Regions from separate parts of the Homo sapiens genome. Here region 2 is linked to region 1. Evidence: chromatin loops called from intact Hi-C (ENCODE). Cell type or tissue: heart right ventricle. All regions are shown on one strand.

Evidence for each region. A loop is a pair of places that touch in the nucleus more often than their neighbours do. Peaks named below come from ENCODE experiments on the same cell type or tissue, not always from the same donor. Only the 100,000 strongest peaks of a DNase experiment are listed, where the experiment ranks them.
Region 2: it touches region 1 in a loop (2.5-fold over the local background); 45 of 110 quality-filtered maps call a loop at or near these places.

The regions. Positions count from the first base shown.
Region 1 is chr12:95,618,941-95,626,940 of GRCh38, reverse strand. No RefSeq gene overlaps it. Among named protein-coding and RNA genes, the nearest start is that of USP44, 71 kb to the right of the region's middle. RefSeq lists a silencer at 3,163-3,232 and an enhancer at 3,240-4,194. In heart right ventricle, a CTCF peak has its summit at 3,178 (motif pointing left); a DNase peak (open chromatin) is centred at 3,191; H3K27ac peaks cover 2,540 bases.
Region 2 is chr12:95,811,071-95,819,070 of GRCh38, reverse strand. The region is part of intron 2 of SNRPF-DT (SNRPF divergent transcript); the gene reads left to right. All of the region lies in intron 1 of LINC02410 (long intergenic non-protein coding RNA 2410), which reads right to left. Among named protein-coding and RNA genes, the nearest start is that of LINC02410, 12 kb to the right of the region's middle. In heart right ventricle, CTCF peaks have their summits at 3,051 and 3,256; no DNase peak of the experiment used is centred here.

The DNA.
Region 1 (8,000 bases):
CCCTGGGCTCAGATGATCATCCCACCTCAGCCTCCCAAGTAGCTGGGGCCACAAGCATGCACTACCATGCCAGCTAATTTTTGTAATTTCTGTAGAGACAAGGTTTCACCATGTGGTCCAGGCTGGTCTCAAACTCCTGCAAGATTAGATGACTTCTTATTAGGAAATAGACTACCAATGATTTCCAACCACAGTAGGTCTGAAGATCCTTAGCATAAAGAATTTTGAGAACCCCCCACCCCCAGGGTAGTATTTGCACTCTAAGAATCTATTTAGAACCAGTATGCCACAATAACTGTACACTTAAAAATGATTAAAATAGTAAGTTTTATGTTATATTTTACCACAATAAAAAATATGATGACAGCTGGGCGCAGTGGCTTATGCCTGTAATCCCAGCACTTTGGGAGGCCAAGGCAGGCGGATCACCTGAGGTCAGGAGTTCGAGACCAGCCTGGCCAACATGGTGAAACCCCATCTCTACTAAAAATACAAAAATTATCTGTGTATGGAGATAGTACCATTGCACTCCAGCCTGGGGGACAAGAGCGAGACTTCGTCTCAAAAAAAAAAAAAAAATTAGCGGGGCTGTGGTGGCACGCCTGTAATCCCAGCTACTCAGGAGGCTGAGGCGGAAGAATCACTTGAACCTGGGAGGCTGAGGTTGCAGTGAGCTGAGATGGCACCACTGCACTCCAGCCTGGGAGACAGAGGGAGACCCTGTCTCAAATAAATAAATAAATAAATAATAACAAGGCCAGGCACGGTGGCTCACACCTGTAATCCCAGCACTTTAGGAGGCCAAGGCGGGCGGATCACCTGAGGTCAGGAGTTTGAGAGCAGCCTGACCGATATGATGAAACTCTGTCTCTACTAAAAATACAAAAATTAGCCGGGCGTGGTGACATGCGCCTCTAATCCCAGCTACCCGGGAGGCTGAGATGGGAGGTTGAGACAGGAGAATCGCTTGAACCCGGGAGGCGGAGGTTGCAGTGAGCTGAGATCATGCCATTGCACTCCATCCTGGGCGACAAGAGCGCAACTCCGTCTCAAAAAATAATAATAATAAAATAAAATAAATTTGTATTTTATTACAATAGCATTTGCAGATAGGAAACTCGTGTTTATTATTCCTTTTATGAATTTATTGACTTATGGAATGCCTAATATGTAGCAGGCACTGAGGTAGGCACTGAAGACACACAGGTAAAACCAATACGGCGCCTGACCTCATCGAGCACAGATACATGCAAGATGTGCTATTTATTGTGTCTACAGACAATGCTCACAGGTGGATGGGAGCACCCTGTCTCTGACTCCTCAGAATTAGCAGTTGCTTCCTTCTTTAGCCAGCAAACTTCTGCTGTATACATTATAAACAAACACACAGGTCAGGAATAATACTTGGTTACCAGTAATGTGATAAAGTGTGAACACCCAAAATGCCCTTGACAATGAAAGTAACTGATACGTGTTGATTTGTCACTCTAGGTCTGGAATTTTATGTCTATTGTTCAAAAAGAAAAAAGAAAAGCCTGCTTTTCAAAGTTCTTAGCATGGACATTTTGGGGATCTCCAAAGCAAGACTATGAACTAATAATTTAAAATAAAGAGGCTTTGCTTTAATATCACACTCAATTTTGCTCTTGTAAAAGAATAGTCGGATAGTTAACAATTTACCTGATACGCTGGGTGCCTGCCAAGGTACTTGCCGGTTTTATTCTAAAATATGTCCTGCCAGGGGGACAAATGAGAGGGATTCCTCCATTTTGCATCTGTGTTTCATACCTGTGCTCTTAGCAAAGGAGTAGGTTGTGGGGGAGAAGGAGGGTCTTTTATATTCAGCTGTATGTACTATTTGACATCAGAGACCCCATGAATAATCACTCTTTTTTCCATTCGGCCACCAGCTAGCAGGTTGCAATTCTTTCCTACCTGGAGCGCTGCAGGGGGTGGGGCAAGTGGAGACATTACTGGACATTTGCATTTAAAGAATTAATAAAAATTCCTTATTTGCCTGAAAGCCCCATGAAGTTTATAACCTTGACGCTTTATAGCCCCCTGCACTGGTTTCTCTCCTGGTATGGCCCAACGAAGCAGCATAAATCTGTATTTTAAAGTATGCAATTAGTAATGTGCTACTGGACCGCATCCTGGAACTATGCAGTTCCCTTGGCCACAGAATTTCACAAAAGGGAAACAAACAATACAGAACAATGAAAGGCATTCCCTGAGCGATACTAACCTTGAGGTCACCCATATTAATGGCAGCTATTCCACGTGAACATTTCTTACTTCGAGCAAACAATGTGTCGAGGACAAAAAGGTCAAAACTGCCTTTCTTTGGGTTGACATAAAAGAACTTTTTAATTATTCTTGCCTAGAAATGGACATTACTGGGACTTCTGGGGGCTGATTTTCAGGGTTTAGTTTGCAGACCTACCATAGGATGCTCTGAGATCCACCCTTACAGCAGTCCCTGAGCCCAGGCAACCTCTAGGGTCCTGCACCCTTCTAGGGAAAACACAGAAAAAGGAGATTAGGGCTGTTACCAAGACCACTAGACTCCTGAGAATGGGTCCTGATGGAAGAAGGTGGGAGTCTCCACCGCCAACACCCTGCAGGTGCAGGGAGGAGGTGGGAGCACTGGAAAGGGAGTACCTTTGGAAAATTCAAGAATATTTCCTAGGTCGGGTGCGGTGGCTCAGGTCTGTAATCCCAGCACTTTGGAAGGCCGAGGTGGGTGGATCACTTGAGCTCAGGAGTTCGAGACCAACCTGACCAACGTGGTGAAACCCCGTCTCTACTAAAGCTACAAAAATTAGCCAGGTGTGGTGGCAGACGCCTGTAATCCCAGGTACTCGGGAGGCTGAGGCAGGAGATCGCTTGAACCCGGGAGGCGGAGGTTGCAGTGAGCGGAGATCGGGCCATTGCACTCCAGCCTGGGCGAAAGAGCGAGACTCTGACTCAAAAAAAAAAAAAAAAAGATTTCCTGACCTCAAGGAGAGAGAAAGAACCTAGGCCTGGGCTTGGCAACTGAAGAACACCAATTAGGGCTCCACAGGCCTGCCTCTCTTGTGTAACCTTTAAAAAGGAATTTCTTGGAATGTAAATGGAATCCCAAACTGGTGAGGCCACTCAGGGATTTGGTAGAGACTCAAGCGCCCTCTAGAGGCGACGCTGCGGTGTCTGGTCATTGGGCTGCTTGAGGAGGTTTGAGGAGGCGTGGGCGGTAGAGGGTAGGGGTTGGGGTGGGGTAGTTACCAAACACAAAAACAGGAGAAGGTTGTCAAGACACAGCACCCCTGGGAGCTGCCAAGGCAGCCCTAGTTAATAAGAGCGGTTCCCAAAAGCAGCAGTATCTTCTATTCCTGATTGTCACCCTTAAGGGAAACTGAAATTAGTCTTTGCTGACTACTTAACATCTGGGGATAGAGTGGGGAGGAAGAGCAGTCTTGCTTTGTTTTTTGAGACAGGGTCTTGCTCTGTCACCCAGGCTGGAGTCCAGTGGCGTGATGACAGCTCACTGCAGCCTCAACCTCCCAGGCTCAAGTGATCCTCTCACCTCAGCCTCCCAAGCAGCTGGGACTACAGGTGCACACCACCACGCCTGGCTAATTGGTAGTTTTTCCATCTTTTGGAGACCACTTTGTGCTCTTGAGCCCTTTTATGCTACACTGTCTGGATCCTTGACTCCAAAATTAATTCTTCTTATTTCTTCCTCTGAAAAACCTTTGCAGACTTCAACTTTACCACCTATCCGGGAACCTGACTCAGGCCACTGCCTCTCACAATGTCCCTAGTGAGACAGCCACTCTACAGAACATAGCTTGCTCACCACCGCTCCCACTGCTCTGACCATAGGAGGAGGCATCGTCCTCCCTTTTGCCACACCTTTGTAACCCCACAACAGGCTCCTCTAGTGACTGACTCATCACAGCAGAACACCACCTAAGGCTTCCACAAAGGTTCAAAAGCAACCAACTGGAGACAATATAAGATCACCTATCTTCTAAAATGTGAACTAAATGAATTAGAATTATCTAGGGTGTTTGTTATAAATAAGATTAAGGACCACATTCAGAATTTTATTTATTATTATTATTATTATTGTTATTGAGACAGAGTCTCACTCTGTTGCCTAGGCTGGAGCGCACTGGCGCAATTTTGGCTCACTGCAACCTCAACCTCCCAGACTCAATCTATCCTTCTACCCTAGCCTCCCGAGTAACTGAGACTTACAGGTGCACACCAACACGCCTGGCTAATTCGTGTATTATAGAGACAGGGCTTCACCATGTTGCCCAGGCTGGTCTGAAACTCCTGGTCTCAAAGCAATCCTCCCACCTCAGCCTCCCAAAGTGCTGGGATTACAGGTGTGAGCCACCATGCCCATTAAATACTTCAAATTTTAATTAGAATTTCTGGAAGTGGGTCAGATATCTGCATAGATGGCAAACTTCCCAGGTGGTATTTATGCACATTAATATTTGTTTTTGGTTTTTCTTTTTGAATTTTTTTTTTTTTTTTTGAGACAGAGTCTCGCTCTGTCGTCCAGGCTGGAGGGCAGTGGCACCATCTCGGCTCACTGCAAGCTCTGTCTCCCGGGTTTACGCCATTCTCTCGCCTCAGCCTCCTGAGTAGCTGGGATTACAGGCATGCGCCACCACGCCCAGCTAATTTTTTGTATTTTTAGTAGAAACGGGGTTTCACCGTGTTAGCCAGGATGGTCTCGATCTCCTGACCTCGTGATCTGCCCACCTTGGCCTCCCAAAGTGCTGGGATTACAGGCATGAGCCACAGTTCCTGGCTCATGCGCATTAATATTTGAACCACTGGCATGAAGAATAATTTTTAACTGTTATAAGATGTGGCTCTTCTTAGCGCCTAGAGAACCAGGTCCCAACACGGGGAAACCTTCCATGCATAGATTTCAACCTGCATTATTCCGTCAAACATTGTCCCACCCCCACCACTGGAAGTATACTGGTATGTCTGCTAAGTAAAGCCCTCCCAGGCAAAATGCCAAAAGACCCAGAGAAAGAGTTCTCCTTTTGTCCTTAGGCTAAGGCTTGCCCAAGTCCTTATTTCCAGTCCCAGGAATTGTTTCTTCCAAGACGACTGACCTGGGAATTACCACTGCCATGATGGAGACCACCTCCGAAATCCACAAAGGTATGATCTTGCTCTCAGAGACTCAGGACAATCACTTTAATATGCTTCCAAAAGTCGGGATTATTCTTTTCCTAAATAACACCTCAGGTCAGGCCTTGACAGTCCCAGCTGAGCTTGCTCAAGTCTAACCCAGTTTTTTTTATAGTCTCTCCTCTGTTATAAGATAAAGATGATGCCTAAGGCCAGGTGTGGTGGCTCACACCTGTAATCCCAGGACTTTGGAAGGCCAGGGCAGGAGAATCACTTGAGTCCAGGAGTTCGAGACCCATGTGGGCAATGTAGTGACAACCTGTCTCTACAAAAAAAATTTAAAAAATAAAAATCACCCAGGAATGGTGGTGTGCTCCTTAGTTAGCCTCTTAGGAGGCTGAGGTTGGAGGATCGCTTGAGCTCAGGAGGTCAAGGCTGCAGTGAGCCATGATCAGACCACTGCACTCCAGCCTGGGCAACACAGCAAGACCCCATCTCAAAAAAAAAAAAAAAACATAAAGCCTATATCCCTTCCTTGAACTGGAAATACAGCAGAATTCCTTAAGAAAAAGCAGGTGGTAACAGAAGAGAAAGCCCCATACCTAGAAAAGAGACATTTTGAATTCTTTGATCCTAAAATGTGATCGATTTTTAGACAGACCATCAATATGGTGCAGGGTTGTTATTTTTTCCAAAAACGACCAGTATATTAAATGCACACAAAAATGTTTTACCAATCAACCACAGCATACATTTATTCATGCAATTATATTCCACTTTGTTGTGTTCTGTTACAATCAAAGTTTGAGGCTTCTCTTCCTCATGAACTTCCAAATCACTTCTTACGGACAGCATGGTGTACGGCATCCAGTGGCGAACCTCCATGTACCATAAAACTTGCTCATCTTTACCACTTTGCGGACTAACAGGATAATGTCAAGGCATATTAAAGAATTCCAGGTTGTGGCCGGGAGCGGTGGCTCACGGCTGTAATCCCAGCACTTTGGGAGGCTGAGGCAGGCAGATCACCTGAGGTCAGGAGTTCGAGACCAACCTGGCCAATATGGTGAAACCCCATCTCTACTAAAATTACAAAAATTAGCTGGGAGTGGTGGTGCATGCCTGTAGTCCCAGCTACTTGGGAGACTGAGACAGGAGAATGGCTTGAACCCAGGAGGCGGAGGCTGCAGTGAGCCAAGATCGTGCCACTGCACTCCAGCCTGGGTGACAGAACAAGACTCCATCTCAGAAAAAAAAACCACATTGTTTCTGCTTTCTGCATTTGTTTTTATTTCTCAGTAAAATTACACGTGACTGGAAGTTAGGCAGCTTTCTTCAAATATTAGCTAGAAAATGTTGACATATTCTAGTGCCTGAGTTTTTCATGATATGTGATCAGTCATACCAATGTCTCCTATACTTGGCAACTTCCATTTCCTTTCATTGCATTGCCAGGCCCTTGACATAATCGCTTTCTGCATCACAGTGACAAAATCAAATAATGTATTTGTGAGTGGCTCCCCTTCTTGGAACCTGTAAAGCAGGGGTCCCCAGCCCCCCAGGCCATGGACTGGTACCGGTCTGTGGTCTGTTAGGAACCGGCTGCACAGCAGGAAATGAACAGTGAGTGAGCATCACTGCCTGAGCTCTGCCTTCTGTCAGATCAGCAGTAGTGTTAGATTCTCATAGGAGCTCGAACCCTATCGTGAACTATGCATGCAAGGGATCTAGGTTGTGCGCTTCCTATGAGACTCTAACTAATGCCTGATGATCTGAGGTGGAACAGTTTCATCCCAAAACCATTCCCCTTCCCCACCAGTGCATAGAAAAATTGTCTTCCATGAAACCAGACCCTGATGTCAAAAAGGTTGGGGACCACTGCAATAAAGCATATGACTTTTGCTAATCAAGAAATATGAAGAGGAAGCCAGTCTTCCAGTGACAACTTTTGTTCCCTTATAAGAAATTTATATCTCATAGCTATATGTCCATGCCCTTCCAAATACACAGTAACTTTTTTCAATGCTACAATAAAGTGTAACCCTTTGAAATTGATTTTTGTTGCTGTTGTTGTTTTTAAATTAATATGAGATAGGGTCTCACTATGTTGACCAGGCTGGTCTTGAACTCCTGGCCTCAAACAATCCTCTCATCTTGGCCTCCCAAAGTGCTGGGATTACAAACATAAGCCACCACGTCCAGCCCGAAATTGATTTTAAACGACAGAGGCTGGGCATGGTGGCTCATGTCTGTAGTCCCAGCACATTGCAAGGCGGAGGCAGGTGGTTCACCTGAGGTCAGGAGTTTGAGACCAGCCTGGCCAGCATGGTGAAACCCTGTCTCTATTAAAAATACAAAAAAAAAATGAGCTGGGCGTTGTGGCAGGCACCTGTAGTCCCAACTACACGGGAGGCTAAGGCACGGGAATCACTTGAACCCAGGAGGTGGAAGTTGCAGTGAGCCAAGATTGCACCACTGCACTCCAGCCTGGGTGACAGAGTGAGATCCTGTCTCAAAAAAAGAGAAAAGGAACGTCATCTTACTCCTTCCCTATACCACCTAATAAGCAGTATTTCGTTCTGCCACGGGTCTTTTGTAGGGTACAGAATTGTGTAAGGCACTTGTTTGCATTCTATGGTTTCTAAGCAATAAGGAGAATATAGAAGACTGTGCCAAAATTGTCTGGTGAAGAAGTACACTGATATACATTTGCAAAAAAAAAAAGACAAAAAAATTATTTAATGATGCAAAATTGTATTTTGCCAGTTTGGTTGGTTTGTTCCTTTACTGAATTTTGATGATACAGTTTTGAAATATTTTCACTGTGCAAATTCCTTCAAACTGTTTCCTATTAC
Region 2 (8,000 bases), 190 kb before region 1:
CTAACGGTTGAATGAGATACCACATATGAAAATGCTTCATACAGCCTCTGACATCATAGGCACTCAACGAATACAAGTTCAAGGTAAATATGATTTGTGAGCACAGAGAAAACACCAAACTAGACAGTCAAGAGGTCAACACAAGAGGAAGCAAAAACCACAGGATACATCTAAAGTGACCAACCATCCAGGCCAAGTTTGCCAGGGATGGTCACAGTTTTAGCACATAAAGTCTTGCATTTGGGGAAACCAGGTAGTTTGGTCCTGGGAAAACCAGGATGGTTGGCCATCCTAGCTCAGAACCTAGAATAGGAGCGCAAACAACAAGGATTGGACCCCAAGAAAAAACAAATGGCCAGAACGCAGGAATGGAGTATGGAAACACTAGGAATAATGGTCCTGATGCTGACCAATATTTCTCAGACAACAGATAGCAAAACAGGCTCAGCATGTGAGTAGGGATGAACCCATAGGTGGAAGTCAGTATACACACCTGACTTAACTGAGGGAACCTCAGGAGCCAGGTAGTGCTATGCAAGACAAATCTTACAAAGTTATTATTTTTTTCTTTTTTAAAGATCTGTCACTCAGGCTTGAGTGCAGTGGTGCCATCAAAGCTCACTGCGGCCTAAAACTCCTGGGCTCAAGCAATCCTCCTGCCTCAGCCTCCCAAATAATGCAATGGCAGACACATCACTGTGCTGGGCTAATTTTAGAAAAGTTTTTGTAGAGATGGGAGTCTCACTTTGTTTTCGAGGCTAGTCTCGAACTCCTGGCCTCAAGCAATCCTCCTGCCTTGACCTCCAAAAGTATTGGAATTACAGGTGTGAACACTGTGCCTGGCCCCAAATTAATTTCATAAGTGACTTTGGTGATGAGCTAAAATGAACAATGAGGAAAGGATGGTTTCTTCAATAAATAATGCTAGGACAGTCATTATCCATGATACAAAAGGAATCGAATTTTCTACCTCACACAATACAGAAAAGTTTATAATTTAGAAACCTAAATAAGGAAAAAAAAACTTTAAACATTTTAAGAGAAAATAAAGGAGAAAAGCTTAATAAAGATTTTAAGGCCAGGCACAGTGTCTCAAGCCTGTAATCCCAGCACTTTGGGAGGCCGAAGCAGGCAGATCACTTGAGGTCAGGAGTTCGAGACCAACCTGGCCAACATTGTGAAACACCATCTCTACTAAAAATACAAAAATTAGCTGGGCATCGTGATAGACGCCTGTAATCCCAGCTACTTAGGAGGCTGAGGTAGGAGAATCACTTGAACCCCAAAGGCAGAGGTTACAGTGAGCCAAGATCGTGCCACTGCACTCCAGCCTGGGCAACAGAGCAAGACACCGCCTCAAAAAAAAGGAAAAAGATTTTAAAATAAGCAATAAAAAGGGAAAGATTCATAAAGTTGATTATTTTTTGTTTATTTATTTATTTATTTTTTTGAGACAAAGTCTTGCTCTGTCGCCCAGGCTGGAGTGCAGTGGCACAATCTCGGCTCACTGCAGCCTCTGCCTCCTGGGTTCCAAGTGATCCTCCTGCCTCAGCCTCCTGGGTAGCTGGGATTACAGGCACACACCACCACGCCTGGCTAATTTTTGTATTTTTAGTAGAGACAGATTTCACCAGGTTGGCCAGGCTGGTCTCAAACTCCTGACCTCGGGTGATCCACCTGCCTTGACCTCCCAAATTGCTGGGATTACAGGCATGAGCCACCGCGCCCAGCCAAAGTCGATTGCTTTAAAATGAAAAGATGCCATGAACACAGTGAACAGCCAAGCCATAAACTGAGAAACAATATTTGCAATATATCAAGCCTACAAAGTACTTATATCAGCAAGTACTTAAAGGAAAATGCCAGCAATCCAGTAGGCATAGAATAGGAATAGGCAATTCACGGAAGAAACTTCAGTAGTAAAAACATATTTTTAAAAAGCTCGGCCGGGTGCGGTGGCTCACACCTGTAATCCCAGCACTTTGGGAGGCCGAGGCGGGTGGATCACAAGGTCAGGAGATCGAGACCATCCTGGCTAACACGGTGAAACCCCGTCTCTACTAAAAATACAAAAAATTAGCTCGGCGTGGTGGCAGGCGTCTGTAGTCCCAGCTACTCGGGAGGCTGAGGCAGGAGAATGGCGTGAGCCTGGGAGGCGGAGCTTGCAGTGAGCCGAGATCGCGCCACTGCATTCCAGCCTGGGCGACAGAGCGAGACTGTCTCAAAATAAATGAATAAATAAATAAATAAGTAACTCAGTTTTACTACTTGTCAGAGAAATGCAAATTGAAACCACAATGAGATAAGATTTTACATCAAGCAGATTGTCAGAAATTAAAAAGCCTGGCAATACCAAGTGCTGGCGAGAATGTGAAGCCACAGAAGTTTTCTTACACTTCTACTAGGGTGTAAATTGGTACAACCATCTTGGAGAGCAAATGCTCAATAGCTAGAGATGTTTTGAAAGTATACACTTGTGCAATACCTCCTCGTTGTGCAGTCTAGAGAAACTCGCAAATGTGTGCACAATGGGTCACGTATAAGAGTGTTCACTGTAGCATGGTTTGTAAGAGCAAGAGACTGAAAACACTCTGAATGTCCATCAGCTGTAAATTAAATAAATTGTTGTACAATTCATTCAATGGAATGCTAACATACAGCAGTTACAGTAAATGACTGAAGTTAGATGACCAATATCACGAAATCTCCAAAGCATAATATTAAACTAGAAAAAGTAAGTTGCAGAAATATTTGTACCATATGGTATCCCTTATATCAGCTATAAAATATGTGCAATATTATAAATTTTATGTGTACACAAATATGTAATAAAAATACAAAAAGTCACAGAGATAATAAACCAAATATTGATTACTTCTAAAGAGAACAAGATGGACATGAAATCAGAAATAGTTAATAAGGCATCAAATGTGTCTATTACATTTTATGTTTAAAATATCTGATGTAAGTAAAGCAAAACGTTAAGATTTGACAGAGTTGGGTGGTAGATACGTAACTGTTATTTCATTCTCTAGACTTTTCTGTAGGCGTTAAGCATTTTATTTTGAAAAAATAAAAACAATGTTATTAGCATTTAAATTCAGATTATTTCAGAATTACTCTAAAATATTTTTAAAAGCAAAACTATGCTTTCCGGAGTTGGCAACTTAACAAAGCCAAGTTTAACAGTCTGTTCAAAGAAAGTTAAAGTATGCCTTGTCCTGACACATATTTCACTGCCACTTAACCAACACTAGATGTCACTTTACTTCATGCATTTCATTTGAGAGTTTCTGGTTGAAATTAGATAAACTTGGGTATGTTTTATCATTTTCTTTCTCCAGTAGATACAGAGAATTATGAAAAATGAAAATGTTCTCTGCTATATATCCATCCAGAAAGACAAAGGACACGTGTATTTGGGTTTATCCTTTTATCCTTGGCACATACTGCTTATAATAGGGTTGCAAAAGTATTGTTAACCAAATAAACAAAGGATACAAGAAACTTTCGCAGAAGAAATGTTTAATATCCCCAATATGTATATAATTACATTTGGAACAGTTTTTCCTTCAAACGGCAGCGAGCTGTTGAAAGCACACCTTCCAGGGATTTGCAAGGGAAAGGTTACGACTCTAATTTCAAAGCCCGGCTTGTGGTCAGTGGAGAGAAGACACCATTTCAGATCTTTCAACCCAAAATTGTATCTCAGTTCATTGGAGCATTGGATCTCCAATAAGGACTGACAAATAAGAACTCCTTAAATCAATAATTGAACCTTTTTAGAAGGAGAGTGACCTTTGATAATCATGAAAATCGTGAACTCTCTGGAAATTTTCATCTAAACATATAAAAATCAGCCAGGTGCAGTGCCTCACACCTGTAATCCCAGCACTTTGGGGGCCACGGTTGGCGGATCACTTGAGGACAGGAGCTTGAGACCAGACAGGCCAACACAGTGAAACTTTGTTGCTACCAAAAAAATACAAAAATTAGCTGGGCTTGATGGCACGTTCTTGTAGTCCCATCTACTCGGGAGGCTAAGGCAGGAGAATCGCTTGAACCTGAGAGGTAGAGGTTGCAGTGAGCTGAGATCACACCACTGTACCCCAGCCTGGGTGACAGAGTGAGACCCTGCCTCAAAAAATTTTTTTATGAAAACATACAATTGTTACATGCAGGTTTTGCAGATTTGCAGACCTCCTAAAAGCTCATGCATGGACTCCAGATCAGGACCCCTTGACCAGAATGGATAAAAGCACTTGCCCAGGTTCCTTTCCCAAGCTTTCTTAAACTCTGCCAATAACTAGAATTTCAGCTGAGGCTGGCACGTATCATGTGAACTAAACAACGTGACTACGCAAATGAATGGAATGGAAACCAACCCTGTAAATTCAGGTAATTAACCAAACGTGGGCAGTGTCTACTTTGGAAATATTTGACTTATGGATAACAGTCAAAGTGTTTATATGTACATTTTTTCTAAGAATAATTAAGAAAAGAAAAAAGTAATAGATTTGTTTGCTGAAATATTTATTTGGAAGCTTGTTTTTCCGTGGGGAGCAAACCAAATCCTAGGAGTTGCTCCACATAATGTTTTCTAGTGCCTGAATAATTGTCCAACTGTTTTCATTTTACACCTTCTAACCGGAAAGAACTAGTTTATAATTTTGTTACTGACTTTCTTGCATCATAAATATTACAGAATAGCCCAAACTAGGTGAAATTAGTTCATTGTATGAATACAAATTAATGAAATTTCACTACATTATGTAAAGATACTCTAAATCAAATAAGCTTGAACTGCAGAGTCTTTCCCTCCAAATCAAATAAGCTTGAAACTCCTTTATATTCTTTGTTCTAGAGTCTTTCCTTATTAAAAAGACTTCTTAGGCTGGGCACGATGGCTCAAACCTGTAATCCCAGCACTTTTGGAGGCCAGAAGTTTGAGACCAGCCTGGGCAACATAGTGAGACCCTGCCTCTACAAAAAAGTTTTAGAAAATTAGCCAGGTGTGGTGGCACTGCCTATGGTCCCATCTACTTGGGAGGCTGAGGTGGGAGGATTGCTTGAGCCTGGGAGGTTGAGGCTGCGGTGAGCCATGATTGCACCACTGTACTCCAGCCTGGGCAACAGAGTCAGACTGTCTCAAAAGAAAAAAAGACCTCTTTCCAGGGACACTCTGTTCTGTTAGCCACATATCAAGTTTTCAAAAACAGGTGTTGAATGACAAAGAGGGTTCTTCTTCTTCTTCTTCTTCTTCTTCTTCTTCTTCTTCTTCTTCTTCTTTTTTTTTTTTTTAGTGAAACGGAGTTTCATTCTGTTGCCCAGAATAGAGGGTAGTGGTGTGATCGTGGCTCACTGCAGCCTTGACCTCCTGGGCTCAAGTGATCCTGTTACTTCAGGCTCTGAAGTAGGAAGGACTATAAGAAGGTGTCACCATGCTCAGCTAATTTTTTTTTTTTTTTTTTTGAGACAGAGTCTCACTCTGTTGCCCAAGCTGGAGTACAGTGGCATGATCTTGGCTCACTGCAACTTACGCCTCCTGGGTTCAAGCAATTCTCCTCCCTCAGCCTCCCGAATAGCTGGGACTACAGATGCCGCCACCACACCCAGCTAATTTTTGTATTTTTAGTAGAGATGGGGTTTCACCATGTTGGCCAGGCTGGTCTCGAACTCCTGACCTCAGGTGATCCACCCGCCTTGGCCTCCAAAAGTGCTGGGATTACAGGCATGAGCCACCACGCCCAACTGCTCAGCCAATTTTTAAAATTTTTTGTATTGATGGTGTCTTGCTACGTTGCCAAGGCTGTTCTCAAACTCCTGGGTTTAAGCAATCCTCCTGCCTCAGTCCCCCAAAGTGTTGGGATTACAGGTGTGGGCCACCACACCTGGTCAGCATTCTTCTTTATCATGATCACCCTGTTACTGAAAGTACGTTATAGGCTATAGTTACAATAGATAAATTGGGCCAATTTTTAAGAAGTATCATTTTACTCACTGGAGATTATGTTAACGCCATGAGAATGGTAAAACCAGGGTTTGTTTTTCTTCTGTTATGCAACTTTGCTATATGTACTAGGCATATAAAGTAAAACAGTAGTATATTAGAGTCCTGATTTGGTGCAGTGATCATTTATAGGCTTAGCTGGTCATAGCACCCATTGTGAAATTACATGCGGAAAATGGATCCTGTTTTAAGAGAACAGAATCTAACTTGGATTCTAATTCTTCAACCACCAAAAACTTCCACACCTCTTTCTAGGAGATACAGAAAAATATATGCCCTTTATTGGAGTCATAAAGAGCTCTACATTCAGAGTTCTGTTTCCTTAAGGCAAAGAACCTGAATGCTAACCCTTCTTTGTTTGTAATTGACAAAAACCGTAGGATGTTTTCTTAAAGAAAATTATCATTATATATATATTTTTCTCCAGAGTTAAAATGTTGATACTGATAATTTTCTTTAAGAAAATATCTTAGGGATATTGTCAATTACAAACAAAGGAGGGTCAGTACTCAGGCATTTTAACTCTGGAGAAAAGTTTATATTTTCACAACTAAATACTTCACCATTTATCCAATAAAATCTGTAAATTTTCAGTTATTGATTTAACTATTTCTCTCTGACTTTAGAACTTGATATCATTTGACTGTTATCACAAGTACTTGATTTAATGGCCATGTTTTTCTCTAGACGATATCATCCTACATGAGTCATGGTAGGCTTAGTCAACAGACTTGTATTTCTTTTTGTTTGTTTGTTTGTTTGTTTGTTTTTGAGACAGAGTCTCACTCTGTCACCAGGCTGGAGTGCAGTGGCGCGATCTCACCTCACTGCCACCCCTGCCTCCCAGGTTCAAGCAATTCTCCTGCCGCAGCCTCCCAAGTAGCTGGGACTACAGGCATGCACCACCACGCCCAGCTAATTTTTGTATTTTTAGTAGAGATGGTGTTTCACTATTGGCCAGGATGGTCTCGATCTCTTGAACTCATGATTTGCCCACCTCGGCCTCCCAAAGTGTTGGGATTACAGACATGAGCCACTGCTCCTGACCTTGTATTTCTATTTCTATAGCCATGATTCTATAATCTTATTTGATCATTCCATCAATTTATGGTTCTGTAGTAAAATATTTTGTTTGTATATGTTCATATCATGTACCAAATGTAAGTGTTCATTTTACCATAATTTCTTGACACTTTAAAAATTGTTAGCATTTTCTAAAGTTTAGAATTATTCAGCTTGGGGGGAAGTTCAGTGAGGACTGCTGGTGGTGGATAGCATGAGACCTGGGTAATACTGAAAACAGCTCTGTGTCTAAGCTGCTCCTTGGATCAATAGACTTTCTTTCTGGGCCAAATTATAGCTCCTTTTCATTGACAGGTGAACATCTCAATATCTTGTAGCCTTTTCTCCTTCTTAGAAAACATGATAGAAATAAATGGGTGAATCCAAAGCAGTATAATTTTAGCAAACAGAAAAGATATTACACTCCTTCTGGAGTGTAATGGCATGATCATAGTTTACTGTAGCCTCGGGGCTTGAGTGAGCCTCCCACTTCAGCCTCCTGAGTAGCTGGAACTATAGGTTTGTGCCACCATGCCTGGCTAATTTTTGTTATCTTTAGTAGAGACGAGGTCTCAGTATGTCACCCAGGCTGGTCTCCAACTCCTGAGCTTAAGCAATCCTCCCTCTTCTGTCTCCCAAAGTGCTAGGATTACAGGTGTGAGCCATCACGCCCAGCCCCTTATTAATTTTAAACTTTCATGTATTCCTTTGGAGAATGTCTTTCTTGCCCCTTTTTAGCATATCCAAACCTTATCATAGTCGCCATCCAGCTTTTTTTTTCTTTTTCTGGGTCTCCCAGTCTCTAGCATGTTTTATTGCCTTATAGTAGTTTCTCATTGCTTTATGTGCAAATTATTACATGCCAAATCAGATTGTATGCCTCTTGAGAACAATCTTGTGCTTTATTTACCAAGCTTGGTAAACGCTG